3 separate regions of the Homo sapiens genome follow, and regions 2 and 3 are each linked to region 1. The links are chromatin contacts, found by Hi-C or POLR2A ChIA-PET in ENCODE. All regions are on one chromosome and are shown on one strand. The core of a region is the stretch at or near the end of the contact, and the rest is flanking DNA. Distances in the headings are between cores, read along the strand shown. Region 1 has its middle 38 kb from the start of MACORIS. Region 2 overlaps ARHGAP12 (Rho GTPase activating protein 12). Region 3 holds the start of MACORIS (macrophage enriched lincRNA repressor of IFN-gamma signaling).

Region 1 (5,056 bases), core at 1,286-3,785:
ACCTCTTCTCTGGGATGAAGACTGTGATTGTCTTAACAATGTGCAGCCAATAACAGAAGTCAGTGCTGAGTTCCCCATATGGCATCAATGCTCCTAGACATACGACCTGGTTGTGTCCCCATATGCCCATTGCAAGTTGAAAATATCTTAAGTTGAAAATGTGTTTAATACACCTAACCTACCAAACATCATAGTATAGGCTAGCCCACCTTAACCATGCTCAGAACACTTACATTGGCTTGTCATTGGGCAAAGTCATCTGGCCACACAGGGCACTGTAGAGTGTTGGTTGTTGACCCTTGTGATCACCTGGCTGACCAGGAGCTGCTGCTGCTGCCTCTGCCCAACATCACAAGAGAGTATTGTACCACATATTGCTAGCCCAGGAAAAGATCAAAATTCAAAAATTGAAGTACAGATCCTACTGAATGTGTGTCACTTTTGCACCATTGTAAAAGTCAGTAAGTTGAACCATCCTAAGTCAGGGTTGGTCTGTATTATTCGCTGAGCTGAAGTCACCATCAATCTGGTGGCAGATTGCTAATAGTAAATCCCATCCAACATGGTATGGCAGTGATGGGTCCTTATATGAATAGATCTATATTCTACATGTTTTTGGTTTCCCTGTTCATAACACTCTACCAACACTGTCCCTATAGAATGCCCTATTCATCACTATAGATCACATTGCCTGTGATCAGAAAACTCATCTTAAGATTAAAAAAAAAGGTGCAGCACAGGGTTTATTTTTATTTTTTATTTTTTGAGACAGAGTCTCACTGTGTCACCCAGACTGGAATGCAGTGGTGCAGTGGCACGATCACAGCTCACTGCAACCTCAACTTCCCAGGCCCAGGTGATCCTCCCACCTCAGCCTCCCAGGTACCTGGGACTATAGGCACACACCACCACACCCGACTAATTTTCTGTATGTTTTGTAGAGATGGGAGGTCTTGCCACATTGCCCTGGCTGGTCTCAAACTCCTGGCATCAAGTGATTCTCCTGCCTCAGCCTCCCAAAGTGCTGGGATTACAGGCATAAGCCACTACACCAAACCTGTTGCATCCTCTTAGGAGGTGTTTGCTTCTGATCCTTGCAAACTTGAGCTCAGTGGGTTTGCAGGTCTTTGTGCACAAGGGAAGAACAAGGGAACACAACCAAGGTTCTGTTAAATGGGAAGCTGAGACTGCCTTCTAACCATTTCAGGCTCTCTTTCTACTGATCCAACAGGCAGAAATGGGGCTCGCACTGCTGGCCAAGGTATCTGATATGATTACAAAGGAGGAATTTGCTTGCCACTCACTATACAATGAGGGCAGGGAAGACTTTATGCAGAGTCCAGGAATTTACAGGCCAGTGCTTAGTATTCTCTTAATTCACTGTTCAGTGGAAAATCGAGGCAACCCAATAACAACAGGACCACCAAGGATGCTGATCGTGAAGGAATAAAGATAACGAACCCAGCTCGGTTGAGGCACTATCAGAGAATAGGAAAATAGGTAATAGGCAGTAAGGGGACGAAGCCACTATTACTAACTTGGGCCTCAGAAGCAGGTATAGCATGTAGCAGCTTCTATGTTAATTACTTGATGTTCTTTCTTCACTTTCACCCCAAAACCTCCCATGAAGAGCATCATGGCTAACACTTTAGATTTGAGATGAGAGCATGATGTTAGCGACCTGCCATCATTCTGTGGATGGTGAAGTGCAGGGTGTCTCTTTTTTCCACTCTCTACTCTATGTCCCACAGGCAGGCCTTTGTGGACTGCACCAATGGGTGCCATGGTCTTCAGCAGCTACGTGGGTTTAGCCAGAGGAAGGCACTGGCAGGAGACTGGAGGCAGGAGGAGAGTGAGTTGTAGCATTTTTTCCACCTGCTCCTTCCCACTGGATTGGAGGTTGCCAGTGGCCTCAACACTGTACCAAAGATTACAGCTCCCACCTCACAGGGTTTCTTTCCCCAGGTTCTGATACCTGCTCCCTCCCCTTGCTCCTTCTCTTCAAGCCTAGAGGGAATAATGGCTCCCTCCTCCTGTGGTGTTTCCTTAACTATTTTTGACTTTTCTTAACTCTGTAAACTCTTGTCAATAATTTCTTTATTAAACTCTGCTGGGCCAGGCATGGTGGTTCATGCCTGTAATCCCAGCACTTTGGGAGGCCGAGCTAGATGGATCACTTGAGGTAAGGAGTTCAAGACCAGCCTGGGCAATGCAGCAAGACCCCTTCTCTACCAAAAAACTTAAAAATTAGCTGGGCATGGTGGTACACACCTGGAGTCCCAGCTACTTGGGAGGCTGAGGCAGGAGGATCTCTTGAGTCCAGGAGTTTGAGGGGTGCAATGAGCTATGATCACACCACTGCACTCCAGCCTGAGCAACAGAGCAAGACCTTGTCTCTAAAAAACAGAATTAAATGTTTTAAAAACTCTTCTCAGTTGCTGTATTTGAATTGCCTATGACAAACCTCTCTGATACAGCCTGACGTGGTCCAGCTGAATTTAGAATGAAACTCTTCTCTCAGACTACTGCCAATCCTCACGGGTTCTCAGCAGGCCTGATTCATATTTCCTGGATCTCTGAGTCACCTTTCTGCATCCTGTGTAAATGTCTTTAGCCCCACACTCATACAGACACCTTTTCATCAGCCTTCTGACTAGATAATCAGGAAGTCATCCAACAAAGCTCTCCTAGTCTCAACTGGCGCACATATGAGCTTGCTTCATGGAAGGTTCTAGAGCATTTGGTCTCAGTCACTAAAGCATCTTAGGAGCAAAGTTTTGAATGGTGAGCAAACTAGAAAGCTGCAAATGAGTTGCAGGCATGCCATGCAAGATGATCCCCTCATCCTTCAGGGCAGCTGAGCAGGGCCTCGAGCAGCTGGGGGAGCCTCACTTAATGCTCCTGGGAGGGCAGCCAGGGAGCATGGGGTCTGCAGGCATGGTCCAGGGTCCTGCAGGCGGCACGCACCATGTGCAGCCGCCCCCACCTGTTGCTCTGCCTCCGCCACCTGGCCATGGGCTTCAGCAGCCAGCCACAAAGTCTGCAGCTGCTGTACATGGACAAGAAGCCCACAAGCAGCTAGAGGACCTTGTGTTCCACGTGCCCAGGGAGCATGGCCCACAGCCCAAAGACCAGTCAGGAGCAGGCAGGGGCTTCTGGCAGGCCCAGCTCTACCTCTGTCTTCACACAGATGGGAGATTTCTGTTGTGATTTTGAGTGATGTGCCCCTTTGGTGACATCCAAGATAGTTGCTGAAGCACCGCTCTAACAATGTGTGTGTATTCTGAAAACGAGAACTTCTTTATTCTGAAATAATTGATGCAAAATAAATTAGTTTGGATTTGAAATTCTATTCATGTAGGCATGCACACAAAAGTCCAACATTGCATATGACACAAAGAAAAGAAAAAGCTTGCATTCCTTAAATACAAATATCTGTTAACTATATTTGCAAATATATTTGAATACACTTCTATTATGTTACATATAATATTATATGTATATGTATATATAATATACATATATATGTTACATATAATATACTTCTATTATGTTACATATAATATTTATCTATAAGTAAATACATAAATATAAAGATTTGAGTAGCTGTAGAACATTGTCTTATGTGTTATCAGCTACTACTACAAAAATATCTCTTCCACTTATGCCAGTTTGCCATATAAATATGATCATGTTTTACCGTGGCACTTACGGAAAAGGTCAGGAAACACTGCTCTGAGGCATTGCACACACATAATTCCCCTGCCTCTGAGACCTGCCACTCCTATAACGTATTGGCAGCAACGACAACTAGGAATTAAATGCTGAATTGAACACCTGAAATAAAGACTTCCCTAACATAACCACAACTCTCAACAATCATTTCCCTCATAATAGCAGAAATAATTTCCCATGGGGCTAAAGCAGTGACACACACACACACACACACACACACACACACACACACTCTTCTAAGGTTACCCTGATATAAGAATATGAATTGACCTAGGATGGAGGTAGTTGATTTCAAAGGGTGAAAGGAACAACATAACCAGTAAATGGTTCAAGTAAAATTCTAATTCAGAGATCTGGCATGTCATAGGTACTGTGCTACTTAGCCATAGTCAAAACAGATGGGTCTGGAGTTGAAACACCTTGGTTCTCAGACCCCTAGATCCTTCTAGGCCTGCTTATGAAAAGGCTAAGTATAAGAAAAGAAAGTAGAAATGAATGGCAATGTGAATGAACCAGACACTAAATAGTACACACTATGTGATTGAATTATTTTAAAGAAGAAAAATATGCAAAATTAATCTATGGTGTTAGCAATCGGGATAGTGGTTAACCTCCTCAGGGTGGGGCAAGGATGGTAAAGGAGGACAGCAGAGGGGCTTCTGGGCTGTTGATAATATAAAGTTGCTTAATCTGAATGGTGGTTACACAGACATTTTCTTCTTGTGAAAACGTATCAAGTTGTATAATTACGTGTTATCTTATATACATGTTTATTATGCCTCAATTACAAAGTTCTAAATGAAATGGCAGGGAGCCCATACTAATATCAAGATACTTGATAGTCAGGCACTGGCATAGAAAACAGAAAACAAAAACAAAAATTCAGGGGCCCTGGCTGACCACAACCTCAATATGAAATATCAAGTTAGTGTTGTTAGAAGCAAAGAAACAAAGTGAGCTGATAACTGGACTATAACAAAGTATACTTGTGTGACTTACAGAGATTGGAAAGTAGTTCTTCTCTGATACAATGTAGCAACTCAAACCCTGATTAGAATAATGGGTCGTTTTGCTTAACATCCCTTTTTTTTTTTTTTTTTTTTGAAACGGAGTTTCGCTTTTGTTGCCCAGGCTGGCGCGATCCCGGCTCACTGCAACCTCTGCATCCCAGGTTCAAGCAATTCTCCTGCCTCAGCCTCCCAAGTAGCTGGGACTACAGGCATGCACCACCATGCCCGGCTAATTTGGTATTTTTAGTAGAGACGGGATTTCTCCATGTTGGTCAGGCTGGTCTCGAACTCCCGATCTCAGGTGATCCACC
Region 2 (5,056 bases), core at 920-3,419, 63 kb after region 1:
TTTTTCCAGTACCATTCTCATTACAGTGATTTGCCTGTAAATGTAGTTAATATCTAAAAGTGCACACAGTTAACTTTCCCAAATAACGGACTATTTCTGGAGGAAACCTAATATTCACAGAAAAGATTACCAATAACAATGATTAGAAATGTAGGGTTAGAATGTACTCTGAGACTATACAACACAATTATATACACAAGCTAAAGGACATTAAGTCTTTAGCCTATATTTACATAAAATAATGTGTGTTTCCACAGGGTCATACCAATAACTCAGTATGGTACTAGATATAATTAGGATTGTTAGCTACAATTCAGTATAGCAAGACAGCCCTAAAATGCCCTGAACTGACTTCCGCTAACTAAAACTCCAGTATATCACAGTGTTTTAAGTAATATTAGTGTGCTGCCCAAACAAGCAACTAAGATATCCAGTAAGGATGCTGTGTAACACAGTAAAAGACAGCAAGCCTTCATCAAGGGGTTATTTTGGGGTTATAATGAATTTTGGCACTTAAGACTGCCACTGCATGCAGAAACCCCGAAAAAGAAATACACAGGTTTCAAAATGGATATACTTCATTTTGTTTAAAATGCCCAAGAGCCTTTGCAACATAACTGAAAGTATTGTTCTATCAAGTCATGAATCTTGAGAAGAAAGTACATTATCCAATTTCAGGGAAAAAAAATACAGTTTTCTTACCAAATTATCCAGTGTATATGACTGGTTAGAATTTTAAGTTTTGATTTTTACTGAAATTCAGAGTATGAAATGCAAACATTCAGGATAAAATGAATTCATAATTACACGCAGTTATATCAACTTGCAACAAAGCAGCAAATATGAGGGCCTAACACACATCTCGACTCTCCCCTTCCCTTCTGATCCCTCAAAAAAAAAGTGCAAAATCAAAGAGTCACTGCTTGGTCCAAAAAATAAAATACATTGTGTATAAACATTTGAAATCTGATGGAATCCAGCTTCTATTCCACAGGTTGTCTTCAGTAAGAATCAACGTCCGAAGATGGAACTCAGTTCCAGAAGAATTAATTCTACAATCTGATTCTGGTACACAGTATGAACTGCTATATTACCAGTCTCTTTTTCTGGTTTTAATAGAGTGGGACCAAAAACAATTGCTATACTCTGATAGGTCATTCGATTTTTCTCTCCATTTTCTATAACTCTGAAGGGAAAAAAAGAAGTTGTTAAAAGAGAAAATAAGAGAGAGGGAAAATTCTTCAAATGGTATTATAAACCTAACAGTTTGCATTTTAAAAAGAGAAGTAATACTTATTTTCCTAAGGTGATGCATAAACTATTTAACCAAGTAGAATTCTGTCTAAATGCCATGTGAAGCTTTCTTTTTGATAAACACAGCTGAAAGATACAATTAAGCATACTCTAACAAACTTAAAATGTGTGATATTTTAGCTTAGTTTTTAAAATAGAACATTTAAGTATGAGTTACAATTCAGGTAACAGTGACTGCTCCATTAAGTTGATGGGAAAAAAATCTCATTAGGGTGTGGAGATTAAACTTTCCATTTTACTCATTTTATGTAATTTCTTTAAAAAAAAAAAACTCTCTCTAGCTGGGATTTTTTGTTTTAGTATTCTAGTGTACTTTCTATCAGATGAAAGAACTTGGTTATTAAAGTGGCTATGTAGTAACCTAGAACCATGACGGTAACTTAATACACCTCAATTAATATCCAATCTCATCTTCATATTAACCTTAGCAACAATTTCTGAACACCTACTATGTGCTAAGCATTACATAAATACTTCACATATAATACCTACTTTACTGTATTCTTCATAGCAAATCATTTACCCATGACAGACTGATACTAAAAGGAGTTGAGTAACTTTTTCAAGTTACAAAGACAGCAAGTAGCATAGCTGGGATCCAAATCTGAGTCTGAGTGACCCTGGCCCCACAGGCCTTCCCGCTTCCCCTTGTGCTATACCACATCCCATGACTGGGCAGTCCTCCTACCTTCTGAGATGTCGGAAAAGAATCTGCATTGTGTCTTGGTTTGGCTTTGGCAACTGTCTGATTAGGTCCTTAACAGCAGCGACTCGCTGTCTTGGTTCTTGCTCTGAAAAAAGATAATAACCAGATATTTTACAGCAAATTCTTATGAAACTGAAAGCAATGTCACAGTTTGGAAGCTGATATTTGGTAATACACAGTGACATCTGGTGGTCACATTTAAAATGTTTGGAGTAAAACAATCTGTTGAAAATACTTGCTTAAAGTAAGATAAAAAAAATTGGGTGGCTTAATCTGTGCAAAGAATTTTCAATATCTAGAAAAAACTGAGTAGAATTACATACTTACTAATTGCATTAACAAAATCATTAAAATGATTAAATGTAAAAAGAGGTTCTGGTAATTCTCGAAAAAACATTTTGAGGGCTCCAGTAATGACATGAATATCTTCCCATTTACTGTCATTCAAGTCCAATTTCTCATCTGAAAAACAGCAGGAATTGGACATTTTAAAAAATTACTTTAAGCCAGTTCAAAAAGTTATGAGTGATGCATCTGAATAACAACAGTAAATATAATCTTACCATGATTGACTGCAAACCTTAGTTTCTGGATCACTGCGAGGTTGCCACTTACTCTGTATATCCCATCAATATCCAAACCTAAGAGACAATAATAATTTGTGTGTGTGTGTGTTTAAAGTACTTCTTTGCCTCTTCTGAACACGTTTGCATGTGTCAGAATTCCCACTCATTTGCATTAGCCTAAAATCAAATGGGCAAATATTCTTTTTCTCTAAATGGCTTCTGGTAGATGCTTGGCAGGGGAGAGAGATGGAGATTCGCTCTGAATTCTGTTTAATAAACAGCAGTAATTCTACTCTGCTCATCATATAGACTGTGAATCAGCTCAAGGAAATGGTTTCATTAATCTTAAAACACTAACAATTTCAAATTTCTGAAAACATCTGGGGATAATTCAAAATTAAAGGAAGTCAGCAGGTAAAATCAGCCCATGCATATTTTGCATACCATTTTATAATGTAAATGCACATATTGTAAAAACTTTATTGAAGGCATCTGTCATATTAAGTGTTTGTAATAAGTAAACTTAATATAACCACTAAATTAATGGTTCTATAAAAACAATACATAATTTGCTATAATTTATTATTTTCTTTTATATGTGAAACAGAATCATCTGAAATTCATACAATTAAGCCCCGAAATTTCAGGTATTCATTAAATGATAATAATGTACAAATTTACTAAAGCACATTATTGAATGTACTATTCATTTAGCTTCAAATTAAGACAATAGTGTAGTATCCCTATTGCCATGTTGACAAGAAGAGTCAGTGGGACAAGAGATCTGTAACTGGCAGAAATTACAAATTGAATTATGTGTTTTAATTGTACAAAATCTCTTTCATGATATACAGAGATAAGTTAATGTGATTACAATATACTAATGTATATAAAACTAGTATAAATATTATAGCTATGTTTAAATTAATCACAATAGAAATTAGTTTGTCCTATTTTACAGAAAATGACATAAAAATTTTTATCTCGTGAGACATTTGTGGTTGACTTAACCATTTAAAATGTCATCTGATTTTTAGGACAGAAGAAACTTAGTAAGTAAACACAATCTCCTCGGATCTTATACATTGTCAAATTATTTCTTAAAAACAAGCTCAATTTCACAATCACTACCTTCTTCATTTTAAGCAAATGCTTAAATGAAATGGCATCAAAGAATAGCATATACTTAATTAACTGTGAGTACCAAACATTCAGCAGATGCCTGGAGAGATCTTAATTTGAAACAGGTGTAAACATGTAAGTATTTGTAAACAAAATTATTTTCTTAACATCTTAGGACTATAAGGAACTTCTGTTTGCATCACTCAAAATCATAAAAATTCTAGGAATTTTGATGGCAAAACAAGAAGCTGGTTTGCTTAATGTTAAAAAAAAAAATCAAAATCCTTCTCTTACCATGTTCTTCAACATGTTCAATACATAACTTCACAAACTTTGGTACTGTGCCATTCTCTCTCTGACACAGATTAGCGAGATTGGATCCAAATACCTGATCTGAAAAAGATTTATTTTTAAAAAGTCAATCACCTTGCTGAAATTCAGTTCATGAAATGGCTAACCATTCAGAGTGCAACAGAAACATCCAGCGTAACCAAATATTGTTTAACATGGCCCTATGCCTTATGCAATATGCATCTTGCCTACTTCTTTTCACTTCAAACAATTCGTTTCCAAACTCATACAAACCCTTACTCACTCTTGCCTGAAAATTCTTTGTACTTTCTACTGCTTTTGCAGAAAGCAATTTTCTACCCAATTTGGCTCCTTCTTATCACTCCTGGTCTCAGCTAAAATGTCACCTACTTTAATAACCCCTCTGACCATCCTTACCTAAGAGAACCCAGTTCTAGACACATTCTATTTTATTACTGTGTTAGATTCACAGCATTTGTTACTATTTCACATTATCTTGTCTACTTCCTACTTGAGTATAAGTTTCATGAGGGAGAGGACCAAGGACCATGTAGTTCCTGAACACCAACAGGTATTCATAGCACCTAGGCTTGTGCCTGGCACTTAGTAAATACTTGATTATTTTAAAAACTATTAAAATAAGCATATGTCCGTCCATCACGTACCAACATTTGATTTCACAAAATACATTTCAAATACTCTTCTATTGATCTTTCAACCCAACAGTTTTGAAATTCCATATTAGTGGTAAATGTTCAGGAAAACAAACAATTTGAAGTGATGAATAAGGACATAAAGTGACAACAGTTTATATTTCTCAGGGAAAAGGCCTGGTGAACAAATTAGCAACAGTTTCTATTCACTTATTTGCCAGGCTTTTTTTTTTTTTTTTTAAGTTTTTAAAGACTCTGAACTCATCATACAAATTCAAATGCTTTATTGGAGAGTACCTAATTTGAATTAATCAGCTAGTCTCTTCCTAGAAGTCTTAAATACCTTTTTTATTTTATTTTATTTTTTTTAAGACAGTCTTTCT
Region 3 (5,056 bases), core at 1,483-3,982, 38 kb before region 1:
CAGAACTTAAAGGCAATGAACTACGATATCTAGTGGAAGAAATATCTAAGCAGCAAAGCATTCACGGTGCTGTGTGGCTTCTTTGAATTGCATATAGTAAAATTCAAGAGAAGATAAATGATGTAAAGATGAAATTTGTTATTAAAAGGGAAGCAGAAAAGAAATATTTGGAAAAGTCTCAGACTGGTCATATAAAGAATAAAAAGTGTTTGTGAGAGAATACTAAGAGTGTGACCAAGCCACTGTTTGCTCCTCTTTTTATAAAAGTGAGAGTGAGAGACGATGAGAGGTGAGTTGGGAAGGGTGAGGAGGAAGGCAGTAAAAATGAGACCAAGATGACAGAAAGGTGTGGGGTAAAGGGAAGCAAATGGGGCTGAAAAAAAATAAGGAAGAAAGGAAATGCACATTTATTCCACTTTTCCTGAGTGCCAGAAGAATACTAGGTATCTGCTGGGGCAGAGGTCCCCACACAAAGGTAATTTCATGAATGAAAGGATGCTCCATTCATTCATTTGTTCATCAGATATGTTTCGAAGCATTTCCTATGTGTCAGACACTGTTGTAACCATTGGTCACATGACAGAATGAAACCAAGGACAATGCCTGCCCTCATGGGGTCATGTGGACTGGGGCAGTGTGGAGTGCCATGGATGTTAGCTCACTCACTCACAGCAACTCCAAGAGGCTTGGAGAAGGTTATTGAGTTGCTCAAGGTCCTGTGGCCAGTAAGTGGTCAAGAGGGCCTTTCGACGAGGATTTCCTTGGCTTTAAGTCAAAACCTACTGAAAAAAGGAAAGCCCTGTGCTTTGAGAGGGTCACAGCAGGAAGTACCCAACATTCTTATGGGAATGGTACCAAGAAAATGTAGGCATCTCTGACAAAGCTGCCCTAGAACAGCCTCAGCTGGTACCTGGGGGCACTCCATATTGGCATTGAGAACATTAATTCCTCCTGAATTCAGGAGCTGAAGCTCAGGCATGGGCTGTGGAGCTGGCCTTGGGGTTTGAGTTTGGGTGAGGGTGTCAGGGAACCCATGTCTCTCTCCTCATCCCAATTTGGTCTCCAAGCCTCTGCCTTCCACACTGCCAACCTCCACCAGCTCTTGAGTCTTGTCTCTCCAAACCCAAGCCAAGAGGCAGAAGGAATGTGTGGCAGTAGTCATGAGGCCCGTCCTGCCTCTCTAGTGTCCTGTGCCATTCACCCCCCAGGCTGGCTCTGTGCCCACCTCTCACTGCTGCAGACCCCAGGCTCCCCCATCCCTCTGCTCCCCATTCCAGCTCTCTGGTTGGCCACCTGTTTTCCTGCTGGGCCCTAGGCACTGATCTCTTCCATCTCCGCTTCCTTCCTGGCCTTCCTCTCATTCATGCAGGATCTTTCCCTGTCTCGGGGGTTCTACATGCCTATCCGTGGGTTTGCAAAGCCTGACAGCCCTGCAATATGGGCTTGGTCCTGCTGTCCCTCTGGAAGCCCAAATTCACAACAATGAACTCACTTTCTTTCCCTGGATGAGCTGCTCCAAAGTTCAGCACCTCAGTAAGTGCTCCAATATCGTTCCTGCCACTCCAGCGGGGGCCTCCTCCCCTTCCCCATGCCACCCCCAAGCACAAAGGGGGTGTCCCCATCTCCAGTACTCCTACTTAGTCCTTAGCCTCCTGCCCACTGCACCCTCCCAACCCCTTCCCCAGATGTTATCCAGGATGAGCACTTGAAGATACAAGCCTGATTATCTCATTCGAACCAACCAACTCTTGTAGATCTTGAGCTTTTTAAAGCTTCTTTTTGGGCTTCCTTTTGCTAACAGACTTTTCTCAGTCTGATTCTAGCATGTCTTTTCAAGCCTCTGGTCCTATACCCCTTCACAGGCCTCCTGCTACACGCATACACACACATGTACACACACACACACACACATACATATACACCATACTCTGGCCACGCCCATCTAGTTATTCACACGTGCAGTCCCTGACAGAGTGCCAACATTTGCACTTGAGACATGACACTGATGCTTGTTACATTTATTAAACATACCACATGTATATGTCTTCTGTGCTTTTCCTCCTATTATTCCCTCTGTTGGGAATGTCATCCTCCCTTTCAGCCTAACATAGTCCTAGCCCTTCTCTTCAGGACCTGGCCCAACAGCACCTCCTCCATGAAACCTGCTTCCCTGATGTGTCTCTTACATTCCCACCATCCAAAAACTGACAGCTCTTGCAGGAGGGAGCCATGACGTGCTCATCTTCTGCATCTGCAGCTGGTGCCAGGGACCAGTACATTTGCTGCATGAGTGAATGAACCAACGTCCCAGCAATTCCTGAGCATTCTTAAGGCTGGTCTGTCTCCCCCAGGAAGCCTGGGCCCCCAGCGTCACCGAGCTGTGCACACAGAGAGATAATCATCTTAGTGTCCCTCTGGACCCGGAAGCTGGGTGGTGTCGCTAAGAAAGCCAGAACTGCTTTGCCTTCTATATTGCTACTGAAATTTGCAACTCAAGTGTTGCATAACCAAGGGAACCTGGCTTCCCTCTGAACATCCCTCCCACTTAGTTTGAGAAATAGAGAAAGAGCCAAAGTTAGGTCAAGACTCACCTGAGGAGGCCCCTGGCCCACCATCGAGGTCATGCCTGTCACTCCCCAGGCTGCCCCTCCCGGGGAACAGGGTCATGCGGGGTTAGGGGGCAGCTCACTCCCAGTGGGTAACTGGATTTCCCTGGGGAGGGGAACAAAGAGTGAGAGCATAGGCCGTTCTCACTTCAGACCAGGGAGATTGCGCACTCTCCCTCCTTCCCTCTTGGAGGGAACATCTGCAATTCAGGGACTTCTGCAAAAATTTCACACTCAGGGCTAAGAGCAATTCTATTTCTTGGAGGATTCTAACTTGGCTTAGAGGAGGTTTTTACCCTCCTCCAGTTAAATGGACCAAGTATGTGGGAAATTACCTCACAGAGTCATGCCACCAACACCAAATGAGAGCCATCTGTACAGATGAAACAGTTAGGAGCTTTTGTGTCACTGCGGGCCGAAATGTGTAGCCCATTCATTGTGAGAGGAGGCACTTTATTCCTGAGTTTCTTTTTTTTTTCTAACACAGAAGACGCCTCAGTCAGCGCGTAGGAAACAGGAAGGAACCCGTTGTTTTAAATAGCAGACAGCAGAGAATTGACTCATTATGGTCTGCTTGCTCCGAGAGTGTCAGCCAGAAGGCAGCCAGCCCAGCCCCCACAGCCCCAAGACAAGGGTCAGGGGGCATGGCTGGGATTTTCTCACAGGGAGTCTGAGAGAATCCAGTTCAAACCCTTTTCAGAGGGAACTGGTGAAGCCCTAGGTTTCTATCTTACTAGAGACTTCACCACACAGGGCTGTCTTAAAAAAATATAAGAATAAGAAAAGACAAAAACAAAAGCCCCCGTAAAAACCTACAAGAATACCTGGAAGTCAGACATCCTGTGTTTCCCTTTCCTACCCCGAATGACTCGGAGTAGGACAAACACAGTTGCAAGCCTGCTTTCTTATCTTGGCAATTGCTTCTTTTCACTCTTCTGGGGTTTACAACAGTTGGCCCAGGGGTGTGAGGGAACAGAAGGGAGCAGCATCTGCTGGGACAGAGGGCCCTACACAAAGGTAATTTCATGCAGGGAAAATGCACCCCCCCACCCAATCCCAGGCTGCTGGGCCCAGGAGCCCAAGGGTTAATCTGTCTCAAATCCATCACTGTGACAGCCAAGCACACAAATTAGTCCTGCCCAAGCTGTCCCGACCTCTGAATTTAATTTTTTAAAAGTGCTTTGTATTGTTTCTGATGTTCAGATTGGAGTCCAGGTGTCGTGATGGAACCCGGGGGAGATGAGAGGGTAAGACCCTCGTGTACTGCATCTCACATCACCCTCCAATGTCCTGTGTCTTCTTTGTCAAGGCAGACTAAGGGTGACCTAATTTCCAACACGCAGGCCCAGAAACCTTGAAACTGACCAGCTCGAGCCTCCTTGTAAGCCTCTCCAGCTGTGAAAATCCCCTGGCTCGTAGTCCTATGTCGTCCACATGATGCTTTTCCTGCATTTTGCAGACAACTGCTGATCCCCAAGGGCGGGCCATGCATGGCTGTATCTCCCATCCAGAGAACATCTACAAAGCTCACGCAGCCATGGGGTCTCATAGTTTGACCTGAAACTGATGGTGACTCCTGTCACCAACAGGAGTGGTCAAAACATCCTTTCTGGAGTATTAAGTGTTTGTAGAACCCTGGACATTTATGGTGGCAGAGTGTGTAGCAGCCTCAAGGAGAAATCTTCCCCCTCCATTGCCCCTTTCTAGAATCACACCAAATAATTGGGGTTCTCAGCAGAGTCTGGAGGCAATCCCAGAGACTGAGGAAAGGGAGAGCCTTCCACTTTTCCATTTCTCCCAAGCCATTTTGTATGCCTACAGGTGTCAGTATAAACCAAAGAATGTGCCTTGTCTCAGATGAAAAGTTAGAGTAACCATATAATTTATTGTCTAAACCTGGACACCGATGAGAGTGAAAAGGAGAGCTATTAATAACGATGCCAGAACGACAGGTGTAGATGGTGACTGTCCCAGGCAAACTGGGACATATGGTCATGCTATGACTGTGAGCTCTAAATTGGTGCAGGCTCCTGTGCTGGCTGTCTATTAGGTTTATGTATAATATAATACCCAAGTGACCCTAGGTCCACAGGGTAGAGGGGTTGAGGAGGGTAAGGAAGGTCAGCAACCATGCCTGTCTGAAGGCCATGTGGAGGTAGGGAATGGGGAGAAAGGGGATCAATTTAATCCAGAAAAAGCTGACTCTGCTACAGACTTGAGGAAATCCAGGTCCTTTTTCTTGTCTGAACTGCTACTTGCTCTCAGCAAAGAAATTGAGTTCTGCCAACTCCCACTCCAGCTGCAAAATGCAGCAGAGTCCTGGGCCTTGAGGTTGGAATTCCAGGCCCACTATCCCCACTAGCTTCTGTGAGTCCATCAGAAGATAGGACCTCAGATCTGCAACATTTACTTATCCTTGGCTTTCTGTCAAAAAGTCCAAGCAGATGGTA

Evidence for each region. Hi-C counts contacts between places; a loop is a spot of excess contacts on that map. ChIA-PET counts read pairs that join two places held with the same protein, here RNA polymerase II (POLR2A). Pooled maps may share reads with other maps.
Region 2: a loop to region 1 is called in a pooled map, with 7 times the contacts of the local background. The contact joins two enhancer-like sites. A Hi-C loop is called at or near these places in 1 of 168 maps with a recorded cell type or tissue (B cell) and 4 of 50 pooled maps. POLR2A ChIA-PET finds 5 or more read pairs at or near these places in 5 of 52 experiments (OCI-LY7, Panc1, activated CD4-positive, alpha-beta T cell and 2 more).
Region 3: a loop to region 1 is called in a map of heart left ventricle, with 2.2 times the contacts of the local background. The contact joins the promoter of MACORIS here to the enhancer-like site in region 1. A Hi-C loop is called at or near these places in 42 of 168 maps with a recorded cell type or tissue (CD14-positive monocyte, Right ventricle myocardium inferior, Right ventricle myocardium superior and 23 more), 5 of 37 single-sample maps with no recorded cell type and 23 of 50 pooled maps. POLR2A ChIA-PET finds 5 or more read pairs at or near these places in 8 of 52 experiments (A549, GM12878, PC-9 and 4 more).

What each region holds. Positions count from the first base shown.
Region 1 is chr10:31,743,201-31,748,256 of GRCh38, forward strand. No RefSeq gene overlaps it. Among named protein-coding and RNA genes, the nearest start is that of MACORIS, 38 kb to the left of the region's middle. Within about 2 kb of position 2,536, at least 5 of the 41 ENCODE cell types and tissues checked have a DNase peak (open chromatin) inside an H3K27ac peak, as active enhancers do; they include endothelial cell of umbilical vein and heart left ventricle, where a contact is called at or near this core.
Region 2 is chr10:31,806,647-31,811,702 of GRCh38, forward strand. It overlaps ARHGAP12 (Rho GTPase activating protein 12), which reads right to left. Exons shown (of 20, transcript NM_018287.7): 16 at 4,003-4,101; 17 at 2,584-2,661; 18 at 2,348-2,482; 19 at 2,003-2,105; 20 at 1-1,186. The coding sequence ends at 1,012. Among named protein-coding and RNA genes, the nearest start is that of MACORIS, 100 kb to the left of the region's middle. Within about 2 kb of position 2,170, at least 16 of the 41 ENCODE cell types and tissues checked have a DNase peak (open chromatin) inside an H3K27ac peak, as active enhancers do.
Region 3 is chr10:31,704,715-31,709,770 of GRCh38, forward strand. MACORIS (macrophage enriched lincRNA repressor of IFN-gamma signaling) reads right to left here and starts at 2,733. Exons shown (of 2, transcript NR_184023.1): 1 at 2,592-2,733. RefSeq lists an enhancer at 2,982-3,171.